2 separate regions of the Homo sapiens genome follow, and region 1 is linked to region 2. Evidence: chromatin contacts called from ENCODE Hi-C or POLR2A ChIA-PET data. All regions are on one chromosome and are shown on one strand. The core of a region is the stretch at or near the end of the contact, and the rest is flanking DNA. Distances in the headings are between cores, read along the strand shown. Region 1 has its middle 20 kb from the start of CBX7. Region 2 has its middle 20 kb from the start of APOBEC3H.

Region 1 (5,911 bases), core at 3,092-5,591, 56 kb after region 2:
AGTACCTGTCCAGGTGAACTGAGCCAGCCAAGCCAGGTACCCAAGGAGTGTTCCAGGGCCTCCTCTGGCTCACCTCCCTCCACCTCTCACCATCCCCTTCTCCCAGTCTCTATAGCAACCACCAACCACCCTCCAAGACGTAGCCACCAGCACCTCTCACTTCAGCCACCTCCACCATCTCGCACTGGCAGTGGACTGACCATGTCACTCCCTAGAACGACCCCTCGGTGGCTCTCAGCTCAGGGCTGTTCTGCAATGGCACACCTCCACACCTGCTCTCTGCTTACTAAATGCTTCCACTATTACTATTGCTTCCAGCTTTCAAAACGAAGCCTGATCAGCTTCTCCTCCACAGCCTGCCCTGGCTACCCCTCTGCCTGCCCCCACCAAAACTTCTGGGCTCCCCTTAGCCACAGCCCTGGTCCTGCTGTGGTCTGTGAGTTTCCCCCAGCAGCCTGAGAGCTCCTCTGGGAGGGACAGGGAACTGCCTGATTCAATCACCAGCCTGGTGCTCTGCCTGGGGCCATGCACACAATAGGGGTCCTGTGTTTGAGTAGATAAAGGCCCAGTGAGGGGCTAGCCTTCAGCAAGCCACAGGGAGATGGCAGAAGATGGGGTTACGCAGCGGGAGTGGGGAAAGCTGTTACAGAGGTGCCCTTGTGGACCCAGCTATAGGCGGGAGGATTGCTTGAGCCTAGTTCAAGACCAGCCAGGGCAACATAGCAAGACTCCATCCCTAAAAAAAATAAATTTAACATTTTATTTTATTTATTTTTAGACGGAGTTTCACCTTGTTGCCCAGGCTGGAGTGTAGTGGTGTGATCTCAGCTCACTGCAACCTCTGCCCCCCAGATTCAATCGATTCTCCTGCCTCAGCCTCCCTAGTAGAGCTGGGATTACACGTGCGCATCAACATGCCTGGCTAATTTTTGTATTTTTAGTAGAGACGGGGTTTCATCATGTTGGTCAGGCTGGTCTCAAACTCCTGACATCAGGTGATCCACCTGCCTCGGCCTCCCAAAGTGCTGGGATTACAGGCGTGAGCCACCACGCCTGACCAAAAAATTAAATTTAAACTCTTAAAAAGGTCAGCCCCGGTTGAATAAAAAACAGAGAGGGATGGCTACAGGACGCCTGGTGCCCAGTTCCCGTCCAGAGCCCTGGAGGACAGCAGGATTCTCTCTGCCCACCAGGTGGCGCCAGATTCCCGGCGTCCGGCTGCCCAGCGCTCGGTGTTGGGTGGATGGGGCCCCAGGGAAGCCAGAGGCAGAGCCTGCAGGACCCACAGCAGGTCCTCGAGGGGACATGCCCCATCTGCTTTCCTTGCCTGAGCGTCCACCATCAGCACCCTCCACAGTACAGGGAGGAGGGCTGTGGATGATGGGTGTGTCACGGGAAAATGGAAGAGAAGGCTGAGCGTCTTGCAAAGCAGCTATCGGGTGATGGAGCTAGACATTTGCACACCTGCAGGCTGGGTCACATCCTGTTTTCTGAAGACGCTCACCATGGGGCCTGTCTGCGCGGCCACCGGAGCCAGGATCGAGCCCAGACAGTCCAGTCCCAAACAGACCCACACTCTTAAGCACTGGGCTTGCCTGCTGCCCCTCCCTGCGGTCAGATCCCCTCCTGTTACAGATGAGGAAACTGAGGCCCAGAGAGGGGAATCGCTTGCTGAGGATCCACCCCTTGTGTGGAGCAGAACCAAAATGAGGGCTTCTGCCTGGTGGCTCCGAGGCCAGCACGCCTTCCTCCGCCATCGTGGAAACCCCTTGTCCCTTCCTGTCCAAGGAGCCCCGGCCCCCCTCCCGTGGGCTTTTCCCAGGAGCCTCCCTGTTCTGCCCAGCTCCCCTCTCCTCCCTTGCTCCAGACCCAAGCCACCCACAGACTACAACCCTTCCTACAGCCCCTTTCAACAGCCCCCGAGAGGATTTCCACCAGGGATTGGAAGAGGTCCTCATTCCTCCCACCCCCGGGCCGGATGGGGGCCGGAGGGGCAGGTGCGCGAGCGGCGCCGGATGGAGGATAGAGGGGCAGGAGGAGGTGTGGGCAGGCATGTCTTTTCCGGGTCCCACCTGAGGCCCCAGGTGCAGCCCCCTCGCACCATCCCCCGTCTGCCTGTGTTTGGGACCCAGGGCTGCGGCCGAGATCCATTTCCTCCCAGCCTCTGACCACCTGCTCCTGCCTCTCAGCACGTCTGCTTCTCCCCTCATCCCCTTAGCAAGCCCTGGCCTCTGCTCCTTTCCTGCAAGCGCCCCACAGTTATCCTGCCTCTTCTCAGGGCACCCTTCCCTTCCTCCCATGTCTCAGTGTTGTCTTCCCCCAGCTGGGCCCTGGGCAGCCCCCTCCCTGAGCACTCCTCCACCAGCCCTCAGTCCACAGCTGGGAAAACTGAGGCCTCTAATCTGGGGGCTACTCAGGCACATGGTTGGAGTTCAGTTATCTGTGTGTCCCCCAGGCCTGGCACAGAGCCCCGCACTGGGGTGGACTCTGCAGTGGGAGATGGTGGATGGGTTCAGCACAGAGCCCAGCGCTGGGGTGGACTCTGCAGTGGGAGATGGTGGGTGGGTTCAGCACAGAGCCCAGCGCTGGGGTGGACTCTGCAGTGGGAGATGGTGGGTGGGTTCAGCTGTGCTGGAATCTTGCTCCACCACAGCATGCTGTGCAGCCTGGAGCAGGTCCCTCAACCTCTCTGAACCTCCATTTTCTCATTTGTAAAACCAGGAAGAATGAGGCCTATTTTTTAGGCTTGTAGTGAGAATTGACAAGACAACGTATGCAAAATAAATATCACAGTATAAGGTGGTTGCCATTCATTCATTCTATAAATATTGATTGAACACCTTTTTTTTTTTTTTTTTCAGATGGAGTTTCACTCTTGTTGCCCAGGCTGGAGTGCAGCGGTGTGACCTCAGCTCACTGCAAACTCCGCCTCCTGAGTCCAAGCAATTCTCTTGCCTCAGCCTCCCAAGTAGCTGGGATTACAGGCGTGTGCTACCACGCCTGGCTAATTTTGTACTTTTTTTTTTTTTTTTTTAACTAGAGATGGGGTTTCACCACCTTGGTCAGGCTGGTCTCAAACTCCTGACCTCAGGTGATCTGCCTGCTTCGGCCTCCCAAAGTGCTGCGATTACAAGCGTGAGCCACTGTGCCCGGCCTGATTGAACACCTATTATGTCTCATTATTATTAAGTTCAAAAGAAAAGAAGCCAATTCAGCAGACCCCAGATTCTGACCTCCCATCCTATGCTGTTTCCTGGTGCATCCTCCACTCCTAATCCACACGGAGGCGTCACCCTAAATTACCCGGCTGCACATATCACTACCCTGGTCAAAAGCCCCCAGCAGTTCCCCGGTGCCTAGGGTGTCAGCTCCCGACTCCTGGCAGTGACACTGAAGACCCTCTGTGATCTGGTTCCAGCCTCTTTTCCATGGGATCTCTCTATCTTGTGACACCAACTTTGACTACAGGTGTGCAGATCTGGGTCCCGTGGCCAGAACACCCTGGGCTTTCTCACTGCCACGCCTGTGCTCCTGCTATGCCCTTGAGTGGAACAGCTACCATTTTTGTCCTTACCCAACAAAGTCCCGTCCGCATTTTCTGGCCCATTTCCCCCAGGTGGCCTCTCTGACCACCTGGAGCCAGGCTCTGAACCTCAGTCAGCCTCCTCGCCTAAGCATCCCGTTCCCCACTCCCCAACCGGGCCCTGCAAGGCCAGCTCTATCACCAATCATTGGCAGGAACCACTGGGCTAACAGCAGGTGCTGGACCGATCCACATGACAGGGGATGGCCTGACCTGCCCGTGTGATCAGAGTCCAGCTCTGCCACTGTCCCACGGGGATCATTCTTATCCGTCACATTCCTAAATGGACTAGAATGGTGGCCTCCTCTGCCCTGGGACCCTACTCTCTCCAGGCAATGGAGAAAGAGCCAGGGGTCCCCCCACCACTAACTGCCCCACTGACACTGTGGGGTCTCTTCCCATAGTCACGGTGCAGGCATCAACCAGATACCAGACTAAATGGGATTATCCAGACAGGACCACTGGGCCAGAGCCTTCTGCTGGAGGGAGGGAGCTTTGCTCCTCCCCTACACCCTCCCTGTTCCAGGGCTCAGTCCCTTCCACAAGGTCCCACCAAGCCTTCACAAGCCTGCCCCGTCTAGCGATGGGGAGCCCCATACCCCCTGGGGCATCTTGTCCATCTCTGATAGTTAGTTCAGAGCTGAGCTAGCTGCCTCCACGGAATTTCTGCCCCATTCATTCATCCTCTGTGAGTTCCTTCTGCACGCATTGAGCACCTACTGGGTGCTAGTTGATGTGCCAGCTCGCCTGAGCTTTGCAACACCTCTGTGAGGTGTGAAGGCGGATGCTGATGACAGTGATGGTTACAAAACCAATGAGGAAAGTGAGGTGCAAAACCAATGAGGAAAGTGAGGTGCAAGAGAGATCGCCACCCACACAGAATCTCACAATCATCAGGCAGCGGCTGGGCCAGGAGTAGATTTTCCATCTGGGTGACCCAGGAGCCTGTGCTCTTTCTTCCACTGAACTGAATACGTCCCCTAGCAGGACTTAGGAGGGGTAATACTTGGGGAGGTGGGGGCAGGACTAGCCTATCCAGTCCCCCAAAGCCTTCAGTAGAGGGCATAGAGCTGGACCTGCGTTGGGGTTACCAAGGGTAGCCAAGGGTAGTTTTGGAGCTGCTGCAGCCGCTGCTCACCCCCGGGAGCCTCCTTCTGAGAAGGAAGTATTATTGAGCCTACATTGTGTTGGGAGGGAAAACGTGGGGTCCTTGGAGCCCTGCCAGCCCCCTGCCTTCAGGCTGTTTGGCTTTGTTTGTTTTTTTGGTCTTTTTTTTTTTTCCTTTTTCTTTGGGCTGATTGTTCTCATTAAATCTTTTTGTCCTGTTTTGTTTTTTACGGGGCTGACAATGCTGCTCAGTGCTTAGCGCGGCTTCCTGTGTTTCTGCCCCAGCGCAGGCCTCGATGGGGCTGTGCTTCCTGTTGTGAGCCGTCGCCATGGCAACTGGAGGCCTGGTGGGCTCCATGGGGGTATGGGGAGGGGTGACATCAGTGACGTCACCGGGTGAGAAGGCAAGGGGCAGGGGTCTGGAGGGGGTTGCATGGGGGAAGGGCAGCCAGCAGCCAGCCGGCGCATTGCTGGGAGCTGACTCACAGCCCGGGAAGGGGAAGAATGCCCTCACATTCTTTTGGGAGGTAAACAAGGTCAGGGAATGCGGCTGGGATCCTGTTTACCTGACCCTGGCCCCCCGGGGGACCCGAAGCCCTTACAGGACAACACACTGGAATAGAACCAGCCAGACTTGGGGGGCTAGGGAAGCAGGGGAGAAGAGAGGAACCGTGAGGGGCCCCCAGGTGGGGGCCAGAGACAGAAAGCCCAGGATTCCAATCACATCTCCACTAGGTGACAGCGTGACAGCTCTATGACTCTGAGCAAGCCACATGGCCTCCCTGTGCCTCAGTTTCCCCTATTTCTAAATGGGGAGAATTTCTCGTGCAGATGGTCCCTTGGTCTCCAATCACTTTGGGCTGGTTTCGGGGGTTGCGAGGGTGGCAGCACAGCCCGTGCCTCTGCATTTTCTCCGTTCTCCACCCGCCCAAGGCCTGATCCAAGGCTAGGGTCTCCACGTCTCTGCCTGCACCTGACCCTGCTAGGGTAATGCCCCAGACCTGTAGCCAAACCAAAGGGCCGAGGTGGGCTGGCCTCGAAGGGAGGTGATGGGCGTGCAGCCCAGGGCGGGGCGCGGCACCTCTAGGATCCCAGGGCTGGAGTTGGTGCAGCTAGCCCCGCTCTCTCCCCTACCCTGTGTCCCCCCTTCAGCTTTCTCAGAGCCCCACCTCTTATCCCTGAACCTCCAGAGTGACGGCCTCCCCTGCTCATTAGGGAGGG
Region 2 (5,269 bases), core at 2,077-4,576:
TAAAAGTAAATCAAGCCCCTTCCTCGGGGCCGAGAGAATTTTGAGCGTTAGCTGTCTCTTTGGCCACCGGCTTAAATAAAGGACTCTTAATTCGTCTCAAAGTGTGGCGTTTTCTCTAACTCGCTCGGGTATAACAGTAGGGCATGACTCTTCAGACCCCTTAGATAGGAATTTGCACAAGCTGAAAAGATCAGAGCTTAGCCCACACAAAGTAGATGAATAGGAGAAAAGGCATACTAATTTATTAACATGTCCATGAGAGAGAATGACAGAGGGAGCACTCCAACCCCACAAAGAGCTGTAGCAGTTCATATACCATCTTGAGGTTACAGAAAGATTTGGGGCTTGGATCCTGGCAAAACAGGCTATGGGAAAGGGAGAAGAGGAGGCCTGGCTGGCAAAGGTGGTCTTGTTATGTAGATGAAACCTCACAGATAGCAGTCCTCGGAGGAAAAAGATGGTAAATGTTTCTTTCAGAGTTTTAGGGTGTCAGAATCTCAGTTCCTCTTTCCTAGATCTGGACAAGGGAGGGCCTGGGAGAAAACCAGGCTGCAGCAATGCAGATTTTCTACAGATGCAAATCTCCCCCACAAAAGACCGCTTTTGCCGGGCGCGGTGGCTCAAGCCTATCTGTAATCCCAGCACTTTGAGAGGCCGAGGTGGGCGGATCACCTGGGGTTAGGAGTTCAAGACCAGCCTGGTCAACACGGGGAAACTCCATCTCTACCAAAAATAGAAAAAAAAAAAATTAGCTGGGTGTGGTGGTGTGTGCCTGTAATCCCAGCTACTCATGAGGCTGAGGCAGGAGAATCGCTCGAATCCAGAAGGCGGAGGTTGCAGTGAGCAGATATCATGCCACTGCATTCCAGCCTGGAGGACAGAATGAAACTCAGTCTCAAAATAATAATAATAATAGAAGACCGCTTTGCAGGGCTGCTTCTGTTTGCAGGAGCAGCCATCTCAAAATATATCAGAGAAGGATATTTTGATTACCTTTACTAGCCTTTCAGGTCTCAGAAGCAGATAGATGATGATGGATAGATGGATGGATAGATGAATGGATGGATGGATAGATAGATAGGTAGATATGAGGACTAAGCTCTGCTTTTTTTTTTTTTTTAATCTTGCCCAAATTCCTATCTAAGGGGTCTGGGGAGTCATGCCCTATAAACCATAAATTCTCATCAGATGAGTTTTATTTAACCCTCTGTTTCATGACTTACTTTCCAATATGATCGCTGAAGGGGTTCACCTTGCCCACTGCCTAGACAGAGCTGATTTATATCAAGACACAGCAATTGCAATAGAGAAAGAGTAATTCACGCAGAGCAGGCTGTGCAGGAGACTGGAATTTTATTATTACTCAAATCAGTCTCACGGAAAACTTGGGGATCAGAGGTGGTTTTTTGTTTTTTGGTTTTTGGTTTTTTCTAGAAGGAGACTTGCTGTCATCCAGACTGGAGTGTTACCGGTGGTGACAGTCTAGCACCTTTTAAAGGTCTGATAGGAAACATTTGTCATCTCTTGTCTCTAAGGGCAGCCACTATGAGACTTCAAAAGAGACTTGGTCTTCACAGTCTTTTATTTTATTTTATTTTATTTATTTTTGAGACACAGTCTAGTTTTGTCACCCAGGCTAGAGTGCAGTGGACCTCTGCTCACTGCAACCTCCCGCCTCCTGGGTTTGAGAGATTCTCCTGCCTCAGCCTCCCGAGTGGCTGGGATTACAGGCGTGCCACCATGCCTGGCTGATTTTTATATTTTTAGTAGAGATGGGGTTTCGCTGTATTGGTCAGGCTGGTCTCAAACTCCTGACCTCAGGTGATCCATCCGCCTCGGCCTCCCAAAGTGCTAGGATTACAGGTGTGAGCCACTGTGCCCAGCCACAATCTTTTATCTTAACCTCAACATTTTCTTTCTGTTGATCCCAGGTCTTTAGACAAACTAAACCGACTGTCAAGCAGAAAATGTTTAAATTTACCTATAGCCTGGAAGCCCCCTGACTTCGAATTGTCCTGCCTTTCTGGACCAAACCAATATATGTCTCGAATGTATTTGATTGATGTCTCATGCCTTCTTAAATATATATAAAACCAAGTTGCACCCCAGCCACCTTGGGCACATGTTCTCAGGACCTCCTGAAGGCTGTGTCATGGGCCATGCTTACTCATATTTGGCTCAGAATAAATCTATTCAAATATTTTATAGAGTTTGACTCTTTTCGTTGACAGATAGACAGACAGATACTGGCATAGGAATAGACAGGCAAATCTAAGACTTTTAATCTCTCTCTTTTTTTTTTTTTTTTTTTGAGATAGCATCTCACTCTGTCACCCAGGCTAGAGTGCAGTGGCGCGATCTCGGCTCACTGCAACCTCCGCCTCCCGGATTCAAGTGATTCTCCTGCCTCAGCCTCCCGAGTAGCTGGGATTACATGCGCTCGCCACCATGCCCAGCTAATTTTTGTATTTTTAGTAGAAACGGGGTTTCACCATGTTGGCCAGGCTGGTCTAGAACTCCTGACTTGAGGTGATCTACCTGCCTCAGCCTCCCACAGTGCTGGGATTACAGACGTGAGCCATCATGCCCGGCCTTGATCTCTTAATTAAAACATCAATTTGCTGGAATAACAGGATGTATTTTTCTTTTATCATGCAGGACGGAGATGAGTAAAATCTCAGTAATCCTCTTCAGGGTTGACACAGCCCCCTTTTTTAAGTATTTAAGTGCTTAAGGAATATACAAAGATGTTGATTACAACATTATTACCAGGAAATATGGCTATCAATTAGAACCGAAGGCTTCTTCTCAAAGGTTAAGACTATTTTCATATTGAGGTAGTTCAGCAGGGCTGGTTTCACAAGTTACAGATCACAAGGACCCCCTGATAAAACAGGATGCGGTAAAGAGGCCCGGACCAAACCTGCCAAAACCTCTGATCATCCTCACCGCTCATTATATGCTAATTAAAATTAATTCTTGTGCTAAAAGACGCTACCGCTACCACCAGTGACTTGACAGTTTTACAAATGCCATGGCAACATCTATACATTACCCTGTATGGTCCGAAACGGGAAAGAGTCCTCAGTTCGGGGAATCCCCCACCCGCTGCCCAGAAAATTCATGAGTAATTGAATGAATAACTGTTGATAACCTTCAAGTCATGTTCAACAGTAAGCAGGCTTCCAAAGCAATCCACCTTGGGAGCTGTAACCCAGCCTATGCTATAACAACCATAAGATGTTGGTTACTTATTTTCTTCTCTGTTCTTTTCTTCCTCCACATGTGGTCATTGAAGTAGAGGGTGTTCACCAATTCACTAGTAATTGATTAACGTCACATTCTGCCCCCTGGAGGCTGCCTGCAAGATTCATGAACTTGTTTTGCTTCTGAAGAATGAAGATCCTGAGGTCATGCGACCTCCTTGGCGATGTCCAGAAGTTTGATTGACGAAGGGACGCAAACAGCTTTGATCATGGGGGAATCTCACCTCCCGCCCTACCCACCTTACAAAGGAAGGTCAGATTCGAGAGTTTGGGTCTCCCATCCTCAGGCCGTGGCCAAATTGAATAAACCTTTCTCTGCTCCTAAGCGCCCACATGTCAGTGCTTGGCTTACAGCGTGTCAGGTACTCAAACCTACCCTTTGGGGTTCTGCAACAGTCTTTTGACTCGATGGTAACATTGCGTCTCCAACTAAAGAATCTTATCATAAATTTCTCAAATGATTGATGTACTGATCAGTGTGTAACCTGCAGACACTAAATAGGACACTGATTTCTTTTAAGGTGAGCTGAAGTCTGAAGTTCGACTGATTGTCTTGTGTGTAGGCATTCTTATCCTGTATGATGTCATCTGTACCCCATGATGGTGATGGTAACCTCTGTGTTGTACCCTCTAAGGAAAGGAGTCCCCCTCCATTGTTTTTTGTTGTTGTTGTTGTTGTTTTTGAGATATATTTTTGCTCATGACACCCAGGCTGTGGTACTGTGGCACAATCTCGGCTCACCGCAACCTCCACCTCCTGGGTTCAAGCGATTTTCCTGCCTCAGCCTCCCAAGTAGCTGGGATTACAGGCATGCACCACCATGCCTGGCTAATTTTTTTTTTTTTTTTTTTGTATTTTTAGTAGCGACAGGGTTTCACCATGTTGGTCAAGTTGGTCTCAAACTCCTGACCTCAGGTGATCCACCCACCTCGGCCTCCCAAATTGTTGGGATTACAGGCATGAGCCACTGCGCCCAGCTCCCCCTTCCTTCTTTTAAACTTTCCTAAAAAAAACCTTGTGACAGACTCTGAAATACCCCCAACCTTGTTGGTGTGTCTTCCTGGGTCGATCATCACATTTGGCTTCCAATAAACCTTTATCAAATTATTTCTGCCTCAATAGCCTTAATTTCGGTGGACACTCTGGACTGCTTAATAAATGGTGCTGGCACAACTGGCTATCCATCTGGAAGAAAATTGAGTCCTTTTTCATACCATATGCAAAAATAAATTCCAGATGGCTCAGAGCTTCAATGTAAAAAATTAAAATCTTAGAAAAAAATCCAGAAGACATGTACAAAACAGAAATTAGGAAAATCCTTATAATTAAAAGAGAGAATCCAGAGACCTTCAACAAAAATATAGATCTATTTGATTACATAAAATCTAAAATGTCTGTATGGGAAAAGATACAAATAGACAACTAGGCCAGGCATGGTGGCTCACACCTGTAATCCTAACACTTTAGGAAGCCAAGGCAGGCGGATCGCTTGAGGTCAGGAGTTTCAGACCAGCCTGGTCAACATGGTGATACCCCATCTCTACTAAAAATACAAAAATTAGCCAGGTGTGGTGGCGTGTGCCTGTAATCCCAGCTACTCGGGAAGCTGAAGCAGGAGAATCACTTGAACCCGGGAGGCAGAGGTTGCAATGAGCCAAGACTATCCCACTACACTCCAGCTTGGGCAACTCTGTCTCAAAAAAAAAAAAAAAAAATCTGCATGTGACTTTTTTTTTTTTTAAATAGTTAGGGTCTCACTATGTTGGCCAGGCTGGTCTAGAACTCCTGGGCTCAAATAATCCTCCTGCCTCGCCCTCCCAAAGATGTGGGATTACAGGCATAAGCCACCATGCCTGGCCTTTTTTCTTTTCTTTCTTTCTTTCTTTCTTTCTTTTTTTTTTTTTTTGAGAAGGAATTTCACTCTTGTTGCCCAGGTTGAAGTGCAATGGTGCGATCTCTGCTCACCACAACCTCTGCCTCCTGGGTTCAAGCGATTCTCCTG

Evidence for each region. A loop is a pair of places that touch in the nucleus more often than their neighbours do. ChIA-PET counts read pairs that join two places held with the same protein, here RNA polymerase II (POLR2A). Pooled maps may share reads with other maps.
Region 1: a map of natural killer cell shows a loop between it and region 2 (10-fold over the local background). The contact joins two enhancer-like sites. A Hi-C loop is called at or near these places in 1 of 168 maps with a recorded cell type or tissue (natural killer cell) and 2 of 50 pooled maps. POLR2A ChIA-PET finds 5 or more read pairs at or near these places in 5 of 52 experiments (CD8-positive, alpha-beta memory T cell, H1, WTC11 and 2 more).

What each region holds. Positions count from the first base shown.
Region 1 is chr22:39,169,775-39,175,685 of GRCh38, forward strand. No RefSeq gene overlaps it. Among named protein-coding and RNA genes, the nearest start is that of CBX7, 20 kb to the left of the region's middle. RefSeq lists enhancers at 1,924-2,729, 3,742-4,411. Within about 2 kb of position 4,342, at least 37 of the 41 ENCODE cell types and tissues checked have a DNase peak (open chromatin) inside an H3K27ac peak, as active enhancers do; they include natural killer cell, where a contact is called at or near this core.
Region 2 is chr22:39,114,730-39,119,998 of GRCh38, forward strand. No RefSeq gene overlaps it. Among named protein-coding and RNA genes, the nearest start is that of APOBEC3H, 20 kb to the left of the region's middle. RefSeq lists enhancers at 1-213, 3,012-3,111, 3,122-3,271. Within about 2 kb of position 3,327, at least 7 of the 41 ENCODE cell types and tissues checked have a DNase peak (open chromatin) inside an H3K27ac peak, as active enhancers do; they include natural killer cell, where a contact is called at or near this core.